2 separate regions of the Homo sapiens genome follow, and region 1 is linked to region 2. A link is a loop called in an ENCODE intact Hi-C map of the cell type or tissue named here. Cell type or tissue: spleen. All regions are shown on one strand. Links, peaks and the distances in the headings refer to the core of each region. The heading gives the core; the rest is flanking DNA.

Region 1 (11,437 bases), core at 1,042-9,041, 140 kb after region 2:
TGCCAAGCTGGTGGAACCTGGAGCTAGTGCTTAGGATAAGACATGACGATTCACCTCCTGTGTGATTATAGCAAAAGCAGCATGCAGTTTTCCGGATGGGCCAGTTCTGCGGTGAGGTCCTGGGTCCCAGTCCTACAGAGCCTGCCCCTGCAGGCCTTCCAGGGGTTTTGGAAGCGCCTCATTTCCAGTATTCGCCCCCTTTTCTTGAAATAGCTGGAGTGGTTTCTGATTCCTGCATCAGTATCCTGACTGATACAGCAGCAATTCTGCCTTTGGACACGGTGTTTGCTTTCCGTAGTCAGGCGTTAGCACGTCAGGCTCCCCCGACCTTGGGCGTCTTACTGCCTCCAGGTGGCAGGAGGCTAGTGACTGCTCCCTGAACCCCCAGAAGTATAGATGGACCATATTTGTGATGTGGTTCCCAGCTGACCCAGATTTGGAGTGGAGGAAGGAGAGATGAGGAATGGAGGTGGGTGCAAAAGGATAAATTGACTGAACTTGAAAAGAGAAAATGCTGCCATTAGCATGGGCCATTCTCCCCGTGTGCCTCCTCGGGGTTTGTGAAGAACAGGAATTAAGTCGTTCTGAGCAGCCTCCACAGAGTTATCCTAAAGGCAGATATACCCGGGGTTCTTTGGCCATGGTGCATGCCTGTCCCACTCCAGAGGAGGAAGACAGCAGGCTGGAGGTGGGTTTGGGTTGTTTCTCAGGAATCACAATTTGGGATCCCTGGTACAAAGCCAACTTCCTTACGATTTCACACTGAGTGATTGGCACCACCCATGCCCATATCAAACAGCTAAAAACACAGCCCCAGGTATGTTCCAGCTTTCTGGGTCTTCTCAGATATATGGGTTGTTCCTGAGATCAAGGACAGGGCACTGTGTTCTCTCAGTGTAGTTGGGCCCCTATATTTGACACTTCTTTTACATTTGATTTCAAGCTCCAAATAAAATCCCCTACATATAAAGGTTCTGCAGATTCACTGACTGGATGCCCTCTTGACTTCCTGCTAGCGTGCCTTACTGTACAGTAGGACAATGGTCTCTGAGAGTGGGCTTTGAAACAGCAGGCTCAGCATCACCACGGAACTTGTTAAAAATGCAAATATAGGCTGGGCGCGGTGGCTCACACCTGTAATCCCAGCACTTTGGGAGGCTGAGGTGGGCAGATCACAAGGTCAGGAGATCGAGACCATCCTCACTAACATGGTGAAACTCCATCTCTACTAAAAATACAAAAAAAATTAGGCAGGCATGGTGGTGAGCACCTGTAGTCCCAGCTACTTGGGAGGCTGAGGCAGGAGACTGGCGTGAACCCGGGAGGCAGAGCTTGCAGTGAGCCAAGATTGCACCACTGCACTCCAGCCTGGCTGACAGAGCAAGACTCCGTCTCAAAAAATAAAATAAAATAAAATAAAAATAAATAAATAAATAAGCAAACATATGGCCAGGTGTGGTGGCTTATTCCTGTAATCCCAGCACTTTGGAAGGTCGAGGCAGGTGGGCCATTTGAGGCCAGAAGTTTGAGACCAGCCTGGGCAACATGGAAAATTCCCATCTCTACACAAAAATTTAAAAATAAGCCGGGTGTGGTGGTGGGCACCTGCAGTCCCAACTCCTCGGGAGAATCACTTGAGCCTGGGAGGCAGAGGTTGCAGTGAGCCGAGATCATGCCACTGCACTCTAGCCTGGGTGACAAAGTGAGACCTTGTCTCAAAAAAAAAAAAAAAAGAAAAGAAAAGAACACAAGCCTCACCCCAAACCTTATGAAATGTTAGCTTTCTCACAGGGTTATTGCAGTGATTAAATTGAAACAAGATGTGTAACACATCTAGCCAAGAATCTGCAGTTACAGGGCTGACACTCTTTGGGTCTGTGTGTAAGGGTGCATGTGTGTGTGTATGTACGTGTGTGTGTGCATGTATTTGCACACGTGGGTTAGTGTCTGTGTGTGTGTATGTGTGTGCATGCGTGTGTATTTGTGTGTGCACTTATGTATGTGTGTGTATTTAGGTCACTGCGCACACCCTCAGCTCTGTCTGCGATGGCTCTCTTTGTCCATGATGGACCTGTATTCATCTTTCAGAGTTTTACTCAAGCATCCTTTGGTCTATTTGCCTGTGAGCTCTTGTCTTGTCTTACTCCCCCCGCTTGTACTAGCCCCTCTCCCAGAGCTTCCTCCCTATCCACATTCCTTGTTTGCATGAGTAGAGTAATCCCTGTGGCTAGTCTGGGACCCATTCACCCTTCTCCTGCTCATGGCATCCTGGTTTTATTTTGGGAAATTTTGTGCCACCCAGTCCTAATCCGTGTGGTGTGGTGGGATTGATCCTACAGCATATTGTCTGGGCTGACCAATCTTATTCTACTTCAAGGCCACAGTGATTGATTCACAAGTGAGCACGGGACATACGTGGGTCCAAGGCGGGTAGGTCTCTAGATCTGGGCTTGAAATATTGGCCCATTTTTGGTTGGGATGGGAGAAATCCTGCCCAAGCACAAAGCCAACTTTGAGTAAAGCAGAAGGAGGCAATGGAGACCAACTCCCGGCTCTGAATGCCTGAATCTGTCAGTGACCACCTTTTAGACCCTGTGAGTGTGTAGCTGTGTGAATTAACCAAGACCTCTTTTTGTAAATTTTAGGGGATTTTGTTCTTGTGTTGTTTTCCCAAGTCACTGTGATTGTGGTTTTTTCCCCTTGAAAAAGAACGAGTTGGGTTTCGTGACCCTGTTAAGGGACCTGGTCTTACAAATGCCTGGTTCCTGCAAAGTCCTCGGTCTATGGTAGACCCCCAGGAAGTGCTGAATGATGGAATGAATGTCTACCAAAAGAGAAGGGCTGAGATCTTTTCCTTCAGCCTTTTCTTCACCTCTTCAGCATGCATTCATGCGGCACTGCCCATGCTCCAGGCTTCTCTCCACTGTGCAATTTGCCTGGCTGACAAATTCCCCTGACCACCTCAACCTGCACAGTATCTGTGAGATCTCAGGGGATGAGCAGAAATGTCTGCACCCAAAGGCCAAGTAAGGCCCCTCCACAACCCTCTGGGCTGAAAGTTGTTGAGTTCAGATGGCTGTGCCATGCAGCTGTCTGCTAACCATGCCCCATAGAGTGGAGCAGACACTTGTAAAAACGTCCCTCTGAAACTGGCTCTGTATGGCCCCAGCAGGAATTAATTTGCTATTGTAAATGAGATTAACCAGCCTGTCTTCCAAAACTCATTTGTCCATCAGATGGTGAGGTGACTGGTGGCCAACCTACTGGGGGATGTTTTGGAGAGGGGGGAGCTCTCCACAGAAAACGGCCTTCTCTGCCCTTAACTTCTTTTTGAATTAGGATTCCTCTTCCACACAGCAAATGTTGGCTCAAGCTTTTGGGCAGCTGCAGGACTGCAGTTAGTTAGGGGTAGGAGGCCCACCTGGGATGGGCTTCTGGCAGCTCTCTGAAGGGTGGAGAACATGACCTGGATGTTCCTGCCTGAGGAAGGAACCATGGCCACAGACTGGGCCCTTTTTCCTGCTGCTGGTCAGGGGACTTAGAAGCCCTCCCCGAGTCTCTGGAAATCTTGGATCTGAACTCCAGGCTCTGGGCTTCTAAGCCGTGCCTCCCGCTCCCCTGTCACCTGGTGAGGAATATGGGATGAGGGAGAAGACAGGGTGAGGCTGGCACAACGGGGAGAGGGTCGGAGGAAAGGATGCCAGTGATGTGCTTCAGACCTTTTCTAAAACCACAGGTTGAATTGTTGATTTCTGGTCAGGTGTGGTGGCTCAAGTCTATAATTCTAGCATTTTGATAGGCCAAGGAGGGAGGATCACTTGAAATCAAGAGTTTGAGACCAACCTAGGCAACATGGTGAGACCCAATCTCTATTTAACAATAAAAATAAAAATAAAAAACTAAAGTGTTAATTTCCAAAGCCATGTGTCTGTCTCCTTAGAAAACCTCTCAAACTCACTGGAGCAAACAGCACCTGTAGACTCAGCGCGGGAGCGCCTCTTCCCTCTACAGCTCCACAGACATCACTGCACTCCCAGCAGCACAGGCAGGAGCCTGCACCAGGAAAAGCTCAGGGATGTGCTGGCCCACTCCTCTCCTCTGACCCTTGAGGACCCAGGTCTAGGGGGGATTAAGAAATATGCCATAGGAAAAATAAATGCAAGAGCTGAATGGAACTAGAATCTCTGTCGCTGGACTCCTAGCTCAGTCCCTTTCAAGCTGTTATTTAGGATTATCATCGGACTGCCCTGGGCCTCCAATTTTCAGGAGTTTTTCACCCCACCCAGAGTTTTAAGGCACTCATTGTGAATTACACAAATCATGGATGTAGCCCTGCTAGCGCTAAGCAATAAGTTGTCCTGCATCGCCCCCTGGTGGGCTTTTGAGCTATAGTCATATTAAATATATTAAATTTCTAGGAAGGACTGAAGTGGCTGGACCCTACCTCTGTGATACCTTAATTCCTCCAAGACTGTAAGACGGTCGGCTCCATCCACGCACTCCCTCTCTCCCACCTGTGTGGAGCGCCCTTCTCTTTTCTCAAACTGGATTTGATTATTATCCCAATCCTAGTTGCCTTTCTCAGGCACTCAGTTCTCTTTCACTGAAGCTCTCAGCAGAGTGTGGATCTAGGTGCACTGTGCTTCTATTGGTTTCCACCTTAGCTGGGCTGCCTTCTGGAAACAAGAACTTGGCTGTTTTAAAAAAATACATATATATATATATATATATATATATATATATATATATACACACACACATACACACATATACATATACATACATACATATATATATACATATATATATACATATACATACATACACACACATATATACAAGCATGCGGTGTATAATAATCCCATCAGGGTAAGTGGGGTGTCCATCACCTCAAGCATTTACCTTTCATTGTGTTATAAGCAAAATACTCTTAGTTATTTTGAAATGTACAATAAATGATTGTTAACTGTAGTCACCCTGTTGTGCTATCAAATACTAGATTTTATTCCTTCTATGTTTTTATACCCATTAACCATGCACACTCTCCCCTCCCCCAACCCTTCCCAGCCCCTGTAACCATCCTTCTGCTCTCTATCTCTGTGAATTCAATTGTTTTACATTTTTAGCCCCAACAAATAAGTGAGAGCAGGCAAAGTTTATCTTTCTGTGCCTGGCTTATTTCACTCAACATAATGACCTCCAGTTCCATCCATGTGGTTGCAAATGACAGAATCTCATTCTTTTTAATGGCTGAGTAGTAAGCACTCCATTGTGTACATGGACCACATGTTTTTTATCCATTCATCTGTTGGTGGACAGGTTGTTTCCAAGTCTGGGCTATTGTGAACAGTGCTGCAATAAAAATAGGAGTGCAGAGATCTCATCAATAGCCTGATTTTCTTTCTTTGGGGTCTATGCCCAGCAGTGGGATTGCTGGATCACATGGTAGCTCTATTTTTAGCTTTTTGAGGAACCTCCAAACTGTTCTCCATACTGGTTGTAAGTTTGTTGTTTTAACCTTATCACTGGATACTTAGCACTGGGCACAGTGCTAGGGCGTAGATAAGACACTCAAATATTTCTTCAAGGGAGGGAGCAAGGAAGACAAGGAGGCCAGAACACTTGCCTTGGACATCCTTGAACCCTCACCACACATGATGTACAGCCTGGAAGAATAGCATTAAATCATGGATGGACAAGCAGATGGATGAAGAAATGACTTTCTCCTGGGGCTCCCTCCTGTCAAACTCCCACTTCTAATCTCCAGTGGCACAGGCCCCTGTCCTGCCCTAGCGCCTGTCCAGGTCTAAAGTGGCAATCCTGGGACCCCATTGCCTGCAGTTTCCTGATGTGTTTTTTGCATATATTTTTAAAGACAACGGAACCCAGAGATTGGGTATCCTATTTTTTGGTTTAAAACTGTCAGAGATGTTTGAACCAGAGTGACTCCATCTTGAATAGGGGCTGGATAAAAATGGAAACTGAGATCCGCTGGCCTGTTCCCGGGAGGTCAGGCATTCTTAGCCACATGAGGTTTATGGTTAAAGGAATAGTTGAATTCATGTTGACCAAACAGACCCAAGACTTAACCGACCCAGGAAATGTCCTAATGTCCCGATATCTTAAGAACAAAAGCATTCTTAGTTTAAGAATAAGTTTCGCTTTAAAGATGCAGATTCTTGTGAAGATGGTAGTTACACAAAGATTAGCACTCCTTTGACACAGCCCTGGTAGTGGAGCACATCCCCCACAGCTTTTGCTTTGTTATTCTATATATAATCAAGCATTTCAGCTAAGATGGATGCGTTCCTCCTCTTGCCTTTGGGAGCGCCCTGCTGTGTCTACGAAGTAGCCCTTGCTTTATTCCTATACTTTCTTAATAAACTGGCTTTTGCTTTACTCTGTGGACTTGCCCCCATTTTTTTCTTGTGCAAGATCCAAGAGCCCTCTCTTGGGGTCTGGATTGAAACCCCTTTCCAGTAACAAAACCACAGTGGCCCTGATTTTCTTAGAGAGAGTTCCTGAGAGTTCATAAGAAAAGATTTGAGTTCTGATTGTATCCAGATCAACCAGCCTGACCTGGACATGTTGACAATTGTCGGTGCCATTACAGGAAAGTCTCCATCCAGGAGAGGTGGGGGACAGGGCCGGTGCCCATTTGCCTTCTAAGCAAATGCGTCAGAGACTGTTCTAATAGGGAAAGAAAGTATAACTAATGAAATTAAATTCAGGGAAAGAAGATGAGCTCTACTAATGATTAATGTTCAACTTAATAGATCAGCAAGACATGCTGAGTTGAGAAGCTGCCCAGAGGGTTCCAGCCCACTGCCCAAGCACAGGAGGAACAATGAGAGGAGCGACTTCCGCTCCCCGCACCCGCGGCTTGTCTCTGGGGAAACACAGTTATTAATTGCTCTAAAATGTCAGTCACTTTGCTTCAAAGTAGCCACTTCCCCGGCTGCTTTCTGATCTCCCCCTTGAAAATGACTTCCAGTGTGGACATTGACTCTAGCTTGTGTTTAAAACAGAATTTGGGGCTGGGCTTAGTGGCTTATGCCTGTAATCCCAGCACTTTGGAAGGCCAAGGTGGCCGGGTCACCTGAGGTCAGGAGTTCGAGACCAGCCTGGCCAACATGGTAAAACCTCATCTCTACTAAAAATACAAAAATTAGCTGGACATGGTAGTAAGCACCTGTAATCCCAGCTACTCAGGAGGCTGAGGCAGAAGAATCGGTTGAACCCAGCAGGTGGAGGTGGCAATGAACCAAGATCACGCCACTGCACTCCAGCCTGGGTGACAGAGCGAGACTCTGTCTCAAGAAACGAATTTGGGGGCTACCTAACCTATCAATGCACTAGGCTTTTACATCTTTTTTTCTTTTAAAGACAAGAGTCCCACTCTGTGGCCCAGACTGGAGTGCAGTGGTGCAATCATGACTCACCACAGCCTCCATTTCTTGGACTCAAGTGATCCTCCTGCCTCAGCCTCCCAAGTAGCTGGGACCACAGGCCCAACACCATGCCTACCTGAAACAAGCTTTTTACAAAGTGACAAATCAGCTCAGTTCAATACATGTGGGTGGGATCCTGCTGTTCTGCTGCCCTGCCCCTGTGGCTGCAACCTCAGAAGGCAAATACCCACAGGGAACAGACGCGCCCAGAACAGTGTGAGGCAGGGTCCGCGGGGGCTTCCAAAGAAGAAGACAGAGAGCTAGAAGGGGCCTCAGCTGAGGCAGTGCCCGTGGGCCAATGGTGGCCGCACTGTCTTCCTGGAGGGACAGGCCCTGGGCTCAGAGCAATGTGCCAGCTGGGGCTGGGATTTTCTACTCTCTCTTTTCCAGGCACCAGTGGCAGATAGGAAAGGACCACTCCCCCAGGGTTCCCCTTTGGGACACATGGCCTCCTTCCCTCTCCATCCCTTCCTCCTGGGGTTTCATGGAGCCCCGACTGTGTGCTGGGCCCTGCGGCAGCTAAGGTCACCAGGCTCCAGGCCCTGCTCTTGCAAGAGATCCAGACAAGCTGCCTGGGAAGTGAACAGTGGGAAGCCACACACCAGGAGAACTGGAGCAGGCAGGCGTCACGGTGCGGTGTGGGGAGGGGTGGACATCTGTATGACAACAAAATCCTCCCTCTGTTTTGAATCTCGCTGTATTGAACTCTGCAGTCTTTAAAATAATGTAATCTCTAGGACTCTGCAGCTTCCCAAATCCTATTGACCTGTGATTTGGATAAGAACTGATCTCATTTGTGTCTGAATGAATGAATGTTGTCTGTGCAAGCAGCTGACTTCAGGGCTAGGCTGGTCTCCAGCATCATAAGAGCAAAGGCATGCTTTGTGGTTACAGATTGGCACTGGAGCGGCCCTCCCTCCCTCTCTTTTGGGGACCTCGAGGGTCCAGGGGCGAGGGGAGCCGTGCCAGCAGCCTGCCTCAGTGTGTGTTCTCTGAGCACCTCGTGACCTTGCTGGGAGTGTGTCTGATCAGCCGCTTCCCTTGTGACCAAATATTTGGTCATGGCAGCAGGAGAGAATTCCATCAGTGGACAGCTCTATTTTTAAGGCTCTGGCTTTGTTTTCTCTTTCCTGAGAGGCAGTCCCTGCAGCAGGCTTGAGCCTCTCTCACTGACAGCCTGCCTCGCATAATGTTAAGCAGGCATCGGACACTTGCTGGAAGGCAGGGAATTGCAATGAAAGAGCACGGAGGTGAGAAGCTGTGCTCCTTGGGGTGAAGGCAGCTTCTGTGCTCCTGGGATCTACTGTTAAGCCAGGGTGACGCCAGCTTGCATGCTACCGGAGGGGTAAGTGTGTGTGTTTGCGTGTGTGTGCACGCATATTCTAAGATGACAGCATCCTGTCTGCCTATCACTGCCTGAAGCACCCCTTTCTCCAACCCCACTAATCAGCTCATTCGCTCACCTTCCCCTATGAATGTATCTCTTTGCCCACCCCTTTGCCTGGGACAACCTGTCAATTTCCAGCCCTCCTCTCTTTCCTTCTCTTTTCTGCAAAACCTCGTGGGATGCCACATGAGTCTGTTTTGTGTTGCCATAAAGAAATATCTGAGACTGGGCAATTTATCAAAAAAATGTATAATTGGCCATGGTTCTGCAGGGTGTACAGTAAGCGTGGTGCCCTCATCTGCTTCTGGGGAGGCCTCAGGAAGCTTTTACTCATGGCAGAAGGGAAGTAAAGCCGGCATCTCACAGAGCGAAACAGGGAGCAAGAGAGGTGCCTGGCTCTTTTATTTTATTATTTATTGTATTTTTTGTGTGATTATTTTTAACTTTTATTTTAGGATCAAGGGCACATGTGCAAGTTAGTTATATAGGTAAACTGTGTGTCATGGAGGTTCGATGTACAGATTATTTCAGATAATGGGCATAGTACTCTGTAGACATTTTTCCTGATCCTCTCTCTCCTCCCACCTTCCACCCTCAAGCAGGCCTCGGTGTCTGTTGTTCCCCTCTTTGTGCCCATTGGTTCTTATCATTTAGCTCCCATTTATAAAGAAGAACATGCGGGACTTGGTTTTCTATTTCTGCATTAATTCACATTGGATAAAGGCCTCCAGCTCCATCCATGTTCCTGCAAAAGACATGATCTCATTTTTTATGGCTGCATAATATTCTATGGTGCATATGTACCACATTTTCTTTATTCAGTCTACTGTTGATGGGCACCTGGGTTGATTCCATGTCTTTGCTGTTGTGAATAGTGCTGCAGTGAACATATGTGTGCATTTGTCTTTATGGTAGAGTGATTTATTTTCCTTTGGGAATTACCCAGTAATGGGATTTCTGGGTCAAATGGTAATTCTGTTTAAGTTCTTTGAGGAATTGTCACACTGCTTTCCACAATGGCTGAGTTAGGTCACCCTCCCACCAACAGTGTACAGGAATTCCCTTTTCCACGCAACCTTGCGCCAGGCTCTTTTAAACCACCAGCTCTTACATGAACTCATTGCTGCAGGGAGGGCACCACGCCATTCATGAAGGATCCACCCCTATGACACAAACACCTCCCACCAGGCCCCACCTCCAACACTGGGATCAAATTTCAACATGAGATTTGGAAAGGACAAATATCCAAACACATCAAGCACCCTCTAATCTAGTAGCTCAATCTCAGCTCTCCTGCGAGCTGGCCCTGTGGTTTTTGCACATGCGCTTCGTCAGTCGAGGGATCCTTTCTCCTTTGTGACAATGTGACCTCTCATAGGGGACATGCTGCCTGTCCAGAGCCCCATCAGAGGCTTAGCTGCTCTTGCTATCCAATCTCTCCAGGGACATCGCAACCCTCCTCTTGCACACCCGCCGCTCATGCCCTGAGTGATAGATGGTGTTGTGTGGGCTGTGCTCCTGTTACGCACCTGCCATTTGTGCCCTCAGGAATAGGTGGCGTTGTGTAGGCAGTGCTCCTGGTTTCTGCTGGAGAATAACTGGTCCATTTTGACCTTCTCCAACCCCACAGTTTTTACCTCTCTTGGACTGGTGCAGGGGAGCATGGCTGGAGGCCAGCCAAGTAGACATTAATTCTTGGTCTGTCCAACCCTTGGGAAATGCTCCTTTCAGCAGCGCCTCCAGGAGAATGTCCCCTAATTCATAGGGTCCCACCCTTTAGGCTTTCTTACTACCTACTCCTGGACACAATGGCTGATCCACACGTGAGCACTGGAGCCATTTGGGACAATCATGGAATCACCCGGGGATTTTTTGAATGGAGTTGATGGTGAAATATACAGTCTCTGTGCTATCAATAAATATCCTCCTGTTCTGGCCGGAGTCATCCTGGGAGAATGGGGCTGTCATGCGGGGAGGCAGATAGTGGGCTCCTGGTGATACCTGAACCTTGAGCCCTTCTCCACTGCCATTTGCTTCTGTCGGCACATCCACGTCCCTCTTGAACCACAGCAACCAGGAGGAGGCCAGGCAAAGACCCTGAGAGGGAGGTGAAGTGGGGCACAGTTGAAAAAACAACACGATTTGGTAACACACTTCAACATTGATCCCAAGGGAAGGTGGATTTTAAAAAAACATATAAGAACAAGACCTTTGCCACTGCTCTTGTAGAAGTGGAAGAACAGGACAGTGGGGCCAAGTGAGAGGCCACCTAATCCATGGGTAGTGCCTGCGAGGCGTCTGCAACATTGACCTGGGGCTCTCCCCACTGTGGGTGTGTTTCCTGTGAGTTCAAGGGTTAGTGGAAAAGAAAACAGCAAAGCAAGGTCATGTTAACTGGAAAATGTGATTATCTTCAAAGAGGTAAGACACCGTGTGGGCTTCTCCAGCTCACCTCCAAAGAAGACACATTCATTCAGATTTGCCTGGATCCCCAAAAGCCCCCTTTTTGTAAAGGTCAACAGGAAGAAAAGTCTCTGATGCACCTTAGTTCTGGATTCAAAAATATTTCTGACATTTGGGCTACATGGCACGTCTGGAT
Region 2 (11,437 bases), core at 1,169-9,168:
TTCACCTCCACCTCCACAATGCTGCAAAGCCACACCTAAGCACAGCCCATCCTCCAGTTTAGATGTCTCTCACCATGTCCCACTCCCCAACCACGGCCTGTGTGGGCCGCCACCATCTCCCCTAGGGCTGCTGGGGCAGCATCTAGGAAGTCACACTCAAGCCTCCACCTGCCCCAGCCCTTCAGAATTGACTGCTCTCCTCTTGCTGCTCCTGGTCTAGGGGTCTCAAACTTAAATATCGAAAGTCTAGACCAAAGACACAAAGCAGAGAAGTGAGTGCTGCTCTTTCTCCAGTGGGCAGGAGATGAGCCAATGTTGCCACGTGGGCCTTCCAAGAGAAGCCATAAAGCTAAATGTAGTGAGACAATTTCCATATTAAAATGTTAACATCTAGTTTTTAAAAATTCAAACAGTATGCCCACCAAATAAAACCTATCTGCAGACCACCAGTTTGAGACATCTAAGACCTAGTCTGCATGGTGCATTGTCACAGAGGCTGTGCACTCTTTGAAGGCAAGAAACGTGTCATGTTCCTTATTGCGTTGCTGGCACCTACCACTAGGACGGATTTAGTAAAGGGAAAAACTAAATTAATACTGTTTGTATCTGTGTGTGTGTCTGTCCTTTTTCTTTTAAATTTTAGATTCAAGGGCACAGATGTGGGATTCTTGCAAGGACATATTGCATGATGCTAAGGTTTGGGTTTCTATTGATCCTGACACCCAAATAGTGAACACAGTACCTGTATTTTTCAGTTTTCGCACTGCTATAAATAACCACTTGAGACTATGTAATTTATAAGGAAAAGAGGTTTAATTGACTCACAGTTCTGCATGACTGGGGAGGCCTCAGGAAACTTACAATCATGGAGGAAGGCGAAGGGGAAGCAAGTCACATCTTACATGGTGGCAGGAGAGGGAGAGAGAAAGAAGGAGAAGGAGAAAGAAGGAGGAGGAGGAGGAGGAGGTGGAGAAGGAGGAGGAGGAGGAGGCAGCAGCAGCACATACTTTTAAACAACCAGATCTTGTGAGGACACACTATCATGAGAACAGGAAAAGGGAAATCTGCCCCTATGATCCAACCACCTCCCACCAGTTCCCTCTCTTGACACATGGAGATTACAATTCCACATGAGATTTGGATGGGGACACAGAGCCAAACCATATCAGTACCCAATAGGTAGTTTTTCAACCCTTGCCCTCCTCCTTTTCTTCCACTTTCTGGAGTAACCAGTGTCTATTGTTCTCATCTTTATGTCCATGTAAACCCAATGTTTTGCTCCCACTTATAAGTGAGAACATGCAATATATGCATTTCTATTTCTGCATTAGTTTGCTTAGGATAATGGCCTCCAGCTGCATTTATACTGCTGCAAAGGGGATGATTTCATTCTTTTTTATTGCTGTGTAATATTCCATGGTATATATGCAGTACATTTTCTTTATCCAGTCCACTACTGATAGGCACCTAGGTTGATTCCATGTCTTTCCTATTGTGAACAGTGCTGCAATGAACATACGAGTGCAGTTGTCTTTTAGGTAGAATGATTTCTTTTCCTTTAGGTATATACCCAATAATAGGACTGCTGGGTTGAATGATTGTTTTATATTTAGTCCTTTGAGAAATCTCTAAACTGTTTCCCAAAGTGGCCAAACATTCCTACCAACAGTGGATAAATGTTCTCTCTCTTTTTTTTTTTTTGCAACCATGTAGGCTGCTTTGGGAAGTATGGCTATTTTAATGATATCCACTTTTCCAATCCATGAGTATGGAATGTTTTCCATTTGTTTGTGTCATTTATGCTTTCTTTCAGCAATGTTTTGTAATTCTCCTTGCAGAGCTCTTTCACCTTCTTGGTTAGATATATTACTAGGTATTTTTTTGTGTGTGGCTATTGTAAATAAGATTTCAGTCTTTACTTGGTAATCGGCTTGAACATTATTAGTGTAGAGATATGTTACTGATGTTTGTATGTTGATTTTGTGTCCTGAAACTTTACTGAAGTCATTTATTGGGTCTAGAGTCTTTGGGCTTTTGGTGGAGTCTTTGGGCTTTTTTAGGTGCAGGATTATATAATCAGTAAAGAGAGAAAACATGACTACTTCTTTTCCTATTTTAATGCCTTTTACTTCTTGCTCTTTCCTTATTGCTCTGGCTAGGACATCCAGTACTGTGTTGAATAAAAGTGGTGAAACTGAATATCCTTGTTGTGTTCCAGTTCCTAGGGGAAATGGCCCAGCTTTTGGCCATTCAATATGATGTTGGCTGTTGCTTTATCATAGATGGCTCTTATTATTTTGATGCACGTTCCTTTTATGACTAGTTATTTGAGGGTTTTTATCATGAACAAATGCTGGATTTTATCGAATGCTTTTTCTGCATCTATTAGATAATTCTATAGTTTTTGTTTTTAATTCTGTTTATAAGTTGAATCACATTTATTAATTTGCATACATTAAACTAACTTTGCATTCCAGAAGTAAAGCCCATCTGATCATGTGTGAACTAAGTTTCTGATGTGCTGCTAAATTTAGTTTGCTAGTATTCTGTTGGGGACTTTTGAATGTATGTTCATCAGGGATATTGGCCTGTAATTTTATTTTTCGGTTGTGTCTTTGCCAGATTTTGATATCAGGATGATACTGGTTTCATGGAATGTTTTAGGAAAGAATCCCTCCTCTTCAATTTTGTTTGAATAGTTTCAGTGGGATTGGTACTAGCTGTTTTTTATGTGTCTGGTAGAATTCAGCTGTAGTCCAGGGCTTTTTTTGGTGAGTAGTTGTTTTTGTTTGTTTGTTGTTCTTGTTTGTTTGGTAGTGAGTTTATTTCCATGTTTAGAACTTCATTAAGCATCTCTTGTAGGCCTGGTCTGGTGGTGATAGATTCCCTCAGCTATTGTTTTTCTGGGAAAGACTTTACTTCTGCTTTATGAAGCTTAGTTTGTCAGCATATAAAATTCTTGGCTGGCATTTCTTTTCTTTAAGGATGCTAAATATGGGCCTCAATCTATTCTGGCTTGCAAGGTTTTTGCTGAGAAGTCTGCTGTTCATCTGCTGGGTTTCCCCTCATAGTTAACATGACCCTTTTCTTTAGCTGACTTTAAGATTTTTTTCTTTCACACTGACCTTGGATAGTCTGACTACGCGCCTTGGGGATAGGTGTCTTTTATAGTTATCTTGCAGGAGTTCTCTGGATTTCTTATATCTGCAGGTTGACCTCTACAGAAAAGTTGGGGAAACTTCCCTGAATTATATTCTCAAATATATTCTCCAAGCTGCTTACTTTCTCTTCTTCTCTCTCAAGAGTGCCAATATGTCTTAGATTTTTATTGCTTTACATAATCTCATGTTTCTCAAAAGCTTTGTTCATTAAACATTTTTTGTCTTTATTTTTGTTGGGGTTGATTCAAAGAACCAATCTTTGAACTCTGAGATTCTTTCATCTGCTTGGTCTATCCTGTTGCTAAGGTTTTCAGTGTATTTTGAAGTTCCTGTAGTGAATTTTTAAAATTTTCAATTCCAAAAGTTCTGTTTATTTCATAACATAATTATGTTGTCTTTCAAATCCTGAATCACTTTTCTGTTTCCTTTGTGTTGGATTTCAACTTTCTCTTAGATCTTGTTGAGTTTCTTTGCCACTCACACTCTGAATTATATTTCTGTCATTTCAGACATTTCTTTTTGGTTAGAATCCACTTCTTGGGAGCTAGTAAGATACTTTGGAGGTGACAAAACACTCTGGCTTTTTGTATTACTGGAGTTATTGTGCTGATTTCTTCTCATCTGAGAAAGTTGACACTTTATTTTTCAAATGTGCTACCATTTGGATGGGGCATTTTGATTTCTTATTGTTTTTTCCTTTGAGAATTTGACTGTGGTTTATGTTGTGTATGATCAATTGGCTTTATGTCTGAGAGCTATCAGAGGGCCTGGGTTCCTTGGTTGCAGACAGATTCATATGGTGGCTTTCTAGGAAACTGCTTGGTGTAGCAATGTGTTTTCATTTGGTGCTATAATTCAGACTGCAGTCAAGTCGATGGCACTTCAGGGCAAGAGCCAGCAGGAGGGTCTCACTTTGCCTGTGCTCACCCTCAGCAGGGGTGGAGGCAATAGAGACATACGAGAGCACCCTCCCCCAGCACTGCTGTTCTTCAGCAGAAGTAGAGGCCCTTGAGAAGCTCGAGAAGTGCCTCTTTCAGCCCACGCTTCCCGGGACCCAACAGGAAGATCTATGGCTGCATCCACAGCAAGGCACTGAGGAGAAACAGGGGCAATTAGACGACCTCCTCTCCAAGTTTGTTTGTAGGCTTTGGTGTTACCCCCTCCAGTGGTTGGCACTGCGCTTCCATTTCCTTTGACCCAAGGGAAGCTTTGACAGGCTGTGTTCTTACTTCCCTTAAAGGCTGTCCTCACCAAGGGTTAGGTCTCCAGCGCAGGTGTGCGGGGCAGGTAAGGGGGAGGGTGCCTCCCTTCCACTCCTCAAAGTTGGTGGGTCACACTTTGCCAGCTGATCAAGGGAGCAAACTGGGGCACCCAGCAAGGATACACACTGACTGGTTCCAGATCATAAAGCTGTCCTTGGCTGCAAGTCCTCCTGCTAAGGAGAAACCTCTTCTTCAGCACTTCTCCTGCGGCAGCCCCCTGTAACAAGAGAGTCTAATTTAACTGCCTGCTCCTGGAGTGGTATCCACACTCACCACTCAATTCTGGCTGTGGGGGCCCTTCCCCTGCTCCAGGGCAAATGGTCTACTCTCTGGCCTGAGACTAAAATGTCTGCAGAAGACATTATTGCCAGGTTGCCACACAATGACTGCCTTGGTATGAGCCCAGATTAAAAATAGTATCATCCTCTCGGTCCCAAGTCTGGGAAAATGCCAGCAGCTTTTCCCAGTGTCTTCCCTCCCTCCATCTCTCAGCCTCCCCCAAGCTAGCTCCGGGGCTTGAGAAAAAAGGGGTGCTCTGTCTTGGCCTGGGTTGCACAGACCCCTAGCAGAAGGATGAGACACAGAGGGAGACAGGCTGCCACCCTTGCAGACAAGGGCTTTACTCACTGGTCAGCCAAATGCTGTCATGGAAGCTGCTTGTGCGTCTTTCCCTCCCCAGAGTCTGGTGTGTCCTTCACTAGTCTGGTGAATTCCTGTCTTCCTTCTTGAGTGAAAATTCACAGAGTTGATCTTTAAGCACTATTTTTCTATTTCCCTGTGGCTGTGGCATGCGGAAAGCCTCTCATCTGCCATCTTCATCATTACCGGATTCTCTAATTTACTGCTTGTTTTCCCTTCCTTCCTTCCTTCCTTTGCATTCTCTTTTCATCACCAACATGGTCTCTAACCCCTAGTGGACCTTTCAGATAGTGGTTTGCCTATGGTTCTTTTTATATATAACAATACAATGTCATTAGCCGAATAACTTGGGTTTAGAGTCTAGCAGCCAGGGCTGGGGCCATGCTGGCTGCTTCTGCCCAGATGCTTCCAGGAAGCAGATTCAACATTGACATCATTACCCGAGTCAGGGTCAGTGAAGGCTGATTGTATTGGTGACCCTCTTCCGCCTGCAAATATCTCAACAGCTTCCCTAAGAACAGGAACAGCCTTTCGGGTGGTAACTAACAGCGTGGCTAAGGGCTTTGATTCCCTAGGAGACAAGTACTACTGTAAGTCATTATTGGACATTCATGTGAATCAATTTCAGAGAGCAAATATGGACCAGACAGACAGCACATATTCTGAACAGCAGAGAAAGGGAAAGAGGGCCCCTGATTGTAGGAGGGGTCCCATTGGGGTAAGGCTTGTCTCTCTATCTGCAGCTGTATAGAGCTCCACATGGGCCCAGGGTGGGCCTGAGCACCTTCCATAAGAAAGAAAGGTAGCCCACAACTCCCATCGGCTTCAGGGAGAGAAGAGATACTAGCTCACTGCTACTGATTTGAGTATCTAGGGCTTCCCATAATGAAAACGAAACCAAAGAAAAGCCAGGCCCAAATCTTGGCATGTATTTTCCACTAGAGGGCAGCTTAAACTTTCAAAATAAAATAAATCTTGCACACTTTGTAAAGTACTATATATAAAATTTGTATGTACACATCATGTAAAACTAATGTTCATATTCTAGTCTTTGCAAGCCTGTACAAGCAGGTCAAGTGTTCAATTCCATATGTCTGAATGTATGTATCCTAGGAAACTAGTCTAGGATACAACTGAAAAATTCTGAAGAAAGTTAAGAAGAGAAGTGCCAATGCCCAGTGATCTGCCCTCTCAGTCCAAGTCCTGCCCTGCACGACCCAGTGTTTATGTTTTTATCAGGCCTATGGAGAGAACACAGGTCAGTGTGTCTGCTTCTAGCTATGATGAGGAACTGAAGTTAAATTTACCTTCCCACTATAAGGAACTAGAAAACCAGACAAAATATATGAAACAACAGTTTTTAAACAATGATCACGGCAGGGCTGTGATCCCTAAGAGAAGACAAACAAAAGTTGTGAGTACTGTAATCCCCCTGGCTTTCTGCCTGCAGGCGCCTCTGGACTGCAGAACTGGAAGGGGGAGTTTCAACAGAGCACAGCATCTCACCGAGTTAGGGAAAGAGAGATCAGTTTGGAGAGACAGTAGTGGCTGGAATTTTTAAAAAGAAGAACCAAGAGAAAGAGCTGATTTCAAAAAGAGCTTGAGAAATGTTTAGAAGGTTGCCACTCTAGTCTGATTCTGAATACTGAGCCACATGTTACTAGGGTGAAACTGCATGGGCTGAGCCAAGAGTTAAACGATGACCACAACTCACACAGGGATGGGAGACATGGAGTTCAGACAAGCCAGAGCGGTGACCCCTCAAAGACAACTATCTAAAGTATATAAAGCACTCACAGAACTCTGAAAACAACAAACAATGAAAGACAAATAGGCAAAAAACATAAATAGACATTTCACTGAAGAGGATATAAGGATGCCAAATAAGTACATGAAAAATGTTCAACTTCATTAACATAAGGGAAATGACAAATGAAACCTGATGGCTCACGCCTGTAATCCCAGCACTTTGGGAGGCTGAGGCTGCTGAATCACCTGAGGTCAGGAGTACAAGACCAGCCTGGCCAACAAGGGGGAAACCCCATCTCTAATAAAAATACGAAAAAATTAGCCGCGCATTGTGGTGCACGCCTGTAATCCCAGCTACTCAGGAGGCTCAGGCAGGAGAATCACTTGAACCCGGGAGGCGGAGGTTGCAGTGAGCGGAGATCGCACCACTGCACTCCAGCCTTGATGACACAGCGAGATTCTATCTCAAACAAATAAATAACTAAAACCATAATGAGGTATTACTACACACATATCAGAATGATTAGAATAAAAATTAGCAGAAGTAGCATAATGCTGCGATACAGAGAAACTGGATTACTCAAACATTGCTGGTGAAATGTAAAATGGTACAAACACTCTGGAAAATAGTTTGGTGCTTTCTAAAAAAAATGAAACATGTAAGTACCATAAGACACATAACTGTATTCCTGGGCATTTATCCCTGAGAAATGAAAATTGTGTTTATACAATCACCTGTACACTAATGTTTATAGCAACATTAGTCATAATAGCCCTAAACTGGAAACAACCCAGACGTCCTTCAATAGGTGAACTGTCAGACAAATTGTGATGCCTTCAAGCCATGTGTATAAATTAGACTTCTCCAGAGAAAGAGAATTAATATAAGATTATGTTGGTGGGACTGTAAACTAGTTCAACCATTGTGGAAGTCAGTGTGGCGATTCCTCAGGGATCTAGAACTAGAAACACCATTTGACCCAGCCATCCCTTTACTGGGTATATACCCAAAGGACTATAAATCATGCTGCTATAAAGACACATGCACACGTATGTTTATTGCGGCACTATTCACAATAGCAAAGACTTGGAACCAACCCAAATGTCCAACAATGATAGACTGGATTAAGAAAATGTGGCACATATACACCATGGAATACTATGCAGCCATAAAACATGATGAGTTCATGTCCTTCGTAGGGACATAGATGAAATTGGAAATCATCACTCTCAGTAAACTATCGCAAGAACAAAAACTGAACACCACATATTCTCACTCATAGGTGGGAATTGAACAATGAGAACACATGGACACAGGAAGGGGAACATCACACTCTGGGGACTGTTGTGGGGTGGGGGGAGGTGGGAGGGATAGCTTTAGGAGATATACCTAATGCTAAATGACGAGTTAATGGGTGCAGCACAACAGCATGGCACATGTATACATATGTAACTAACCTGCACATTGTGCACATGTACCCTAAAACTTAAAGTATAATAATAATAAAATTTTAAAAAAAGATTATATATAGAGGGGGTGGGGGGAGAGAGAGAGAGAGAAGGGGGAAATTTTTAGAAATTGGCTCACACAATTGTAGGAGCTGGCATTTTTAAACTTTGTAGACCAAACAGGCAGACTGAAAACTCAGGTAGGAGTGGATGCTGAAGTCTTGAGGCAAAATTTCTTTTTCTTTGGAAAACTAGTCTTTTCTATTAAGGCCTTCAACTATTTATATGAGGCCCATGACATTATTGAGAGTAATATCTTTTACTTAAAATCAACTCATTATAGATGTTAACCATGTCTACAAAATACCTTCACAGCAACACCTATATTAGTGTTTAATTAAATAACTGGGTACTATGGCTTAATCATATTGACACTTAAAACTGACCATCACACCATATTCAGCAATTAAGAAGAGCAAACTATTGCTATACATAAGAAACTGGGCGACTCTCCAGTGAATTTTGCTGAGCAAAAAAGCCATTTCTAAAAGGTTACATACTGTATAATTCCATTTATATAACATTTTTGAAATGACAAAATTTTAGAAATAGAAGAGTAATTAGTGGTAGCCAGAGTGGGAGGAAGAGGTGGGAGTAGATAAGAAGAAAAAGAAGGAGGGTGTGTTTATGAAATTACAACATAAGGGATCCTCGTGATACTGGAACTGACCAGTATCTGAACTGTGGTGTTGAAGACATGAACTTATACAGATTCTAAAATAATATAATACTTAATCCACACACACAATGAGCACAGCAAAATTAGGGAAATTGGATTAAGGTCAGTAGATTATATCAATGTCAATATCCTGGTATAATAGATACTATATTATACTATATTATAGTGTATAATGAGCATAATTTTCATTTCTCAGGGATAAATGCCCAGGAGAACAGTTGTGGGTCACATGGTAGTTACAGGTTTTATTTGTTAAGAAAGTGACAAACTACTTTTCAGTGTAGTTGTACCATTTTACACTTCCAGCAGCAATGTTGGAGTGATCCAGTTTCTCTGTATCCTTGGCAGCATAACACTATGCCACAACATAGTATCTGCTATACTGTATTATAGTATATTATATATATACTATAGTATAGTATATATTAATGTATACTATATTATACTATAGTTTTCAAATGTTACAACTGGAGGAAACAATGCAAAGTGAGCGGAAATCTCTATTATTTTTTAACATCAACTTTATTCTTATAATTTACATAAATAAAATGCAGTCACTTTAAGTGTACACTTTAAAAGTTTCAACAAACATATACAATTGTACAATCATCACCACAACAAAGATATAAAATATTTTCATCATCCCAAAAGAGTCCCTTGTGTCACTTCCCAGTCAACCGCCTTCTCCTAAAACCCCTGTTTCCAGCCCCTGGTAAACATTGATCTGCTATCATTATAAATTTGTCTTTACTAGGTTTCATATATGTAGAATCATGGAGTGTGCATACTGTATAATTCCAACTACATGTCATTCTGGAAAAGGCAAAACTATGGAGACAGTAAAAAGATCAGTGGTTGCTGAGAGTTACGGGCAGAGAGTGGGATGAATAGGCAGAGTAGAGAGGATTTTTAGAGTAGTGAAATTTTTTGTATGATGCTATAATACTGGATACATATAATTACAGTATACCTTTGTCAAAACCTATAGAATGTACAACATCAAGACCGAACCCTAATATAAATTATAAACTTTAGGTGATAATGATGTGGCAATGTAGACTCAGTTGTAACAAACGTACCACTCCGGCAGACAATGTTGATAATGAGGGAGGCTGCGGAGGATGTATTAATACAAGGGAACTATCTGTACTCTCCACTTAAATTTGCTCTAAAAAAAAGTATTTTTAAAAAGAAAAAGTAAGAAAAGCTCAGAGCCTACCAGACTCATAAATGTTAGTGTTCTTCAGGGATGGCCTCACTTCTTTTATGTCTCTGTTCTTAAAAAAACTAGATAATTTTATCCAGTCAACCCAGCAATGTCCTTGTTGGGTATATGCCCAGAGCAACATACACTGTTCTACCAGAATGCATGCCCACACCAGCATTCACCATAGCAGAGACAGGGAATCAACCAAGGTGCCCATTAATAGTGGACTGGATAAAGAAAATATGGTAAATATATACCATGCAATACTACACACCATAGAAAATAATGAAATTATATCCTTTGCCACTGGAGGCCATTATCCTTAGTGAAACAGTGTAGAAAGAGAAAACCAAATACCACATGTTTTCACATATAAGTGGGATCTGAACATTGAGTACACATGGACATAAAGATGGGAACAACAGACGCTGGTTGCTACAAGAGGAGAGAGGGTTAGATGGGGGGCAAAGTTTTAAAAACTACCTATCAGGTGCTATGCTCACTAACTAGGTGATGGTATTATTCATACCCCAAACCTCAGTGACATGCAATTTACCCACGTAACAAACCTGCACACGTATCCCCTGAACCTAAAATAAAAGTTGAAGAAAAAAAGAAGCCAAAAAGTGTGTTATTATTGAATAAAAGAAGAATTTTGAAATGACTTATAGCACTCTTTCCAAGTTTTGGTCCCCTGTGTTAGACCTTAAGGTATCAATACGCTCTTAATATTATAAGAAGTTTTGATTTTTAACTCAGAGAAGTTCAACTTTTGTTGTGTCTTGCTGCTTTCAGCTTTCTATCCTCTTGAGAAGGCCTGAGAGGATAACTTTCTCTTTGTAACTTTTTCATCAGTGTTTGTAACTTTTTTCCCCCTATAACTCTAAATGCTGTTGAGGCCTGATGCAAAAATATTTTATCTTAAAGGTCTCAAAGGCAGTGGTTTCCTCCAGTATAACTTGATTCTGCACTCTTGTTTTTTCTTAATATATCTAAATTGTTTCATGAACAGGAAAACTTAACTCATGACTGGGAGTAATTTGAGTATTCTTTCCATCAGGTTTGAATTCCAGGTGATCTGAATAGGCTTCTCATAAGTGGAAGCCATCACTGCAGAGGGTCTTCCTTCGACTTTGGTAACTGGCCTAAGAAACAGATCTTATGTTTTATTGAGATAATTCCTACGTCATCATTATTAAATTTTTTATTTGCTTAGGAAAACTGAGATTTA

The links. Hi-C counts contacts between places; a loop is a spot of excess contacts. Peaks named below come from ENCODE experiments on the same cell type or tissue, not always from the same donor. Only the 100,000 strongest peaks of a DNase experiment are listed, where the experiment ranks them.
Region 1: it touches region 2 in a loop (5-fold over the local background); 77 of 110 quality-filtered maps call a loop at or near these places.

What each region holds. Positions count from the first base shown.
Region 1 is chr19:28,874,996-28,886,432 of GRCh38, forward strand. No RefSeq gene overlaps it. Among named protein-coding and RNA genes, the nearest start is that of LINC00906, 84 kb to the right of the region's middle. RefSeq lists enhancers at 5,821-6,572, 6,573-7,322, 8,073-8,822. In spleen, for the core only: CTCF peaks have their summits at 4,355 (motif pointing left) and 4,555; a DNase peak (open chromatin) is centred at 4,376; H3K27me3 peaks cover 2,931 bases.
Region 2 is chr19:28,731,213-28,742,649 of GRCh38, forward strand. No RefSeq gene overlaps it. Among named protein-coding and RNA genes, the nearest start is that of ERVE-5, 130 kb to the left of the region's middle. In spleen, for the core only: a CTCF peak has its summit at 5,988 (motif pointing right); no DNase peak of the experiment used is centred there; H3K4me3 peaks cover 417 bases; H3K27ac peaks cover 473 bases.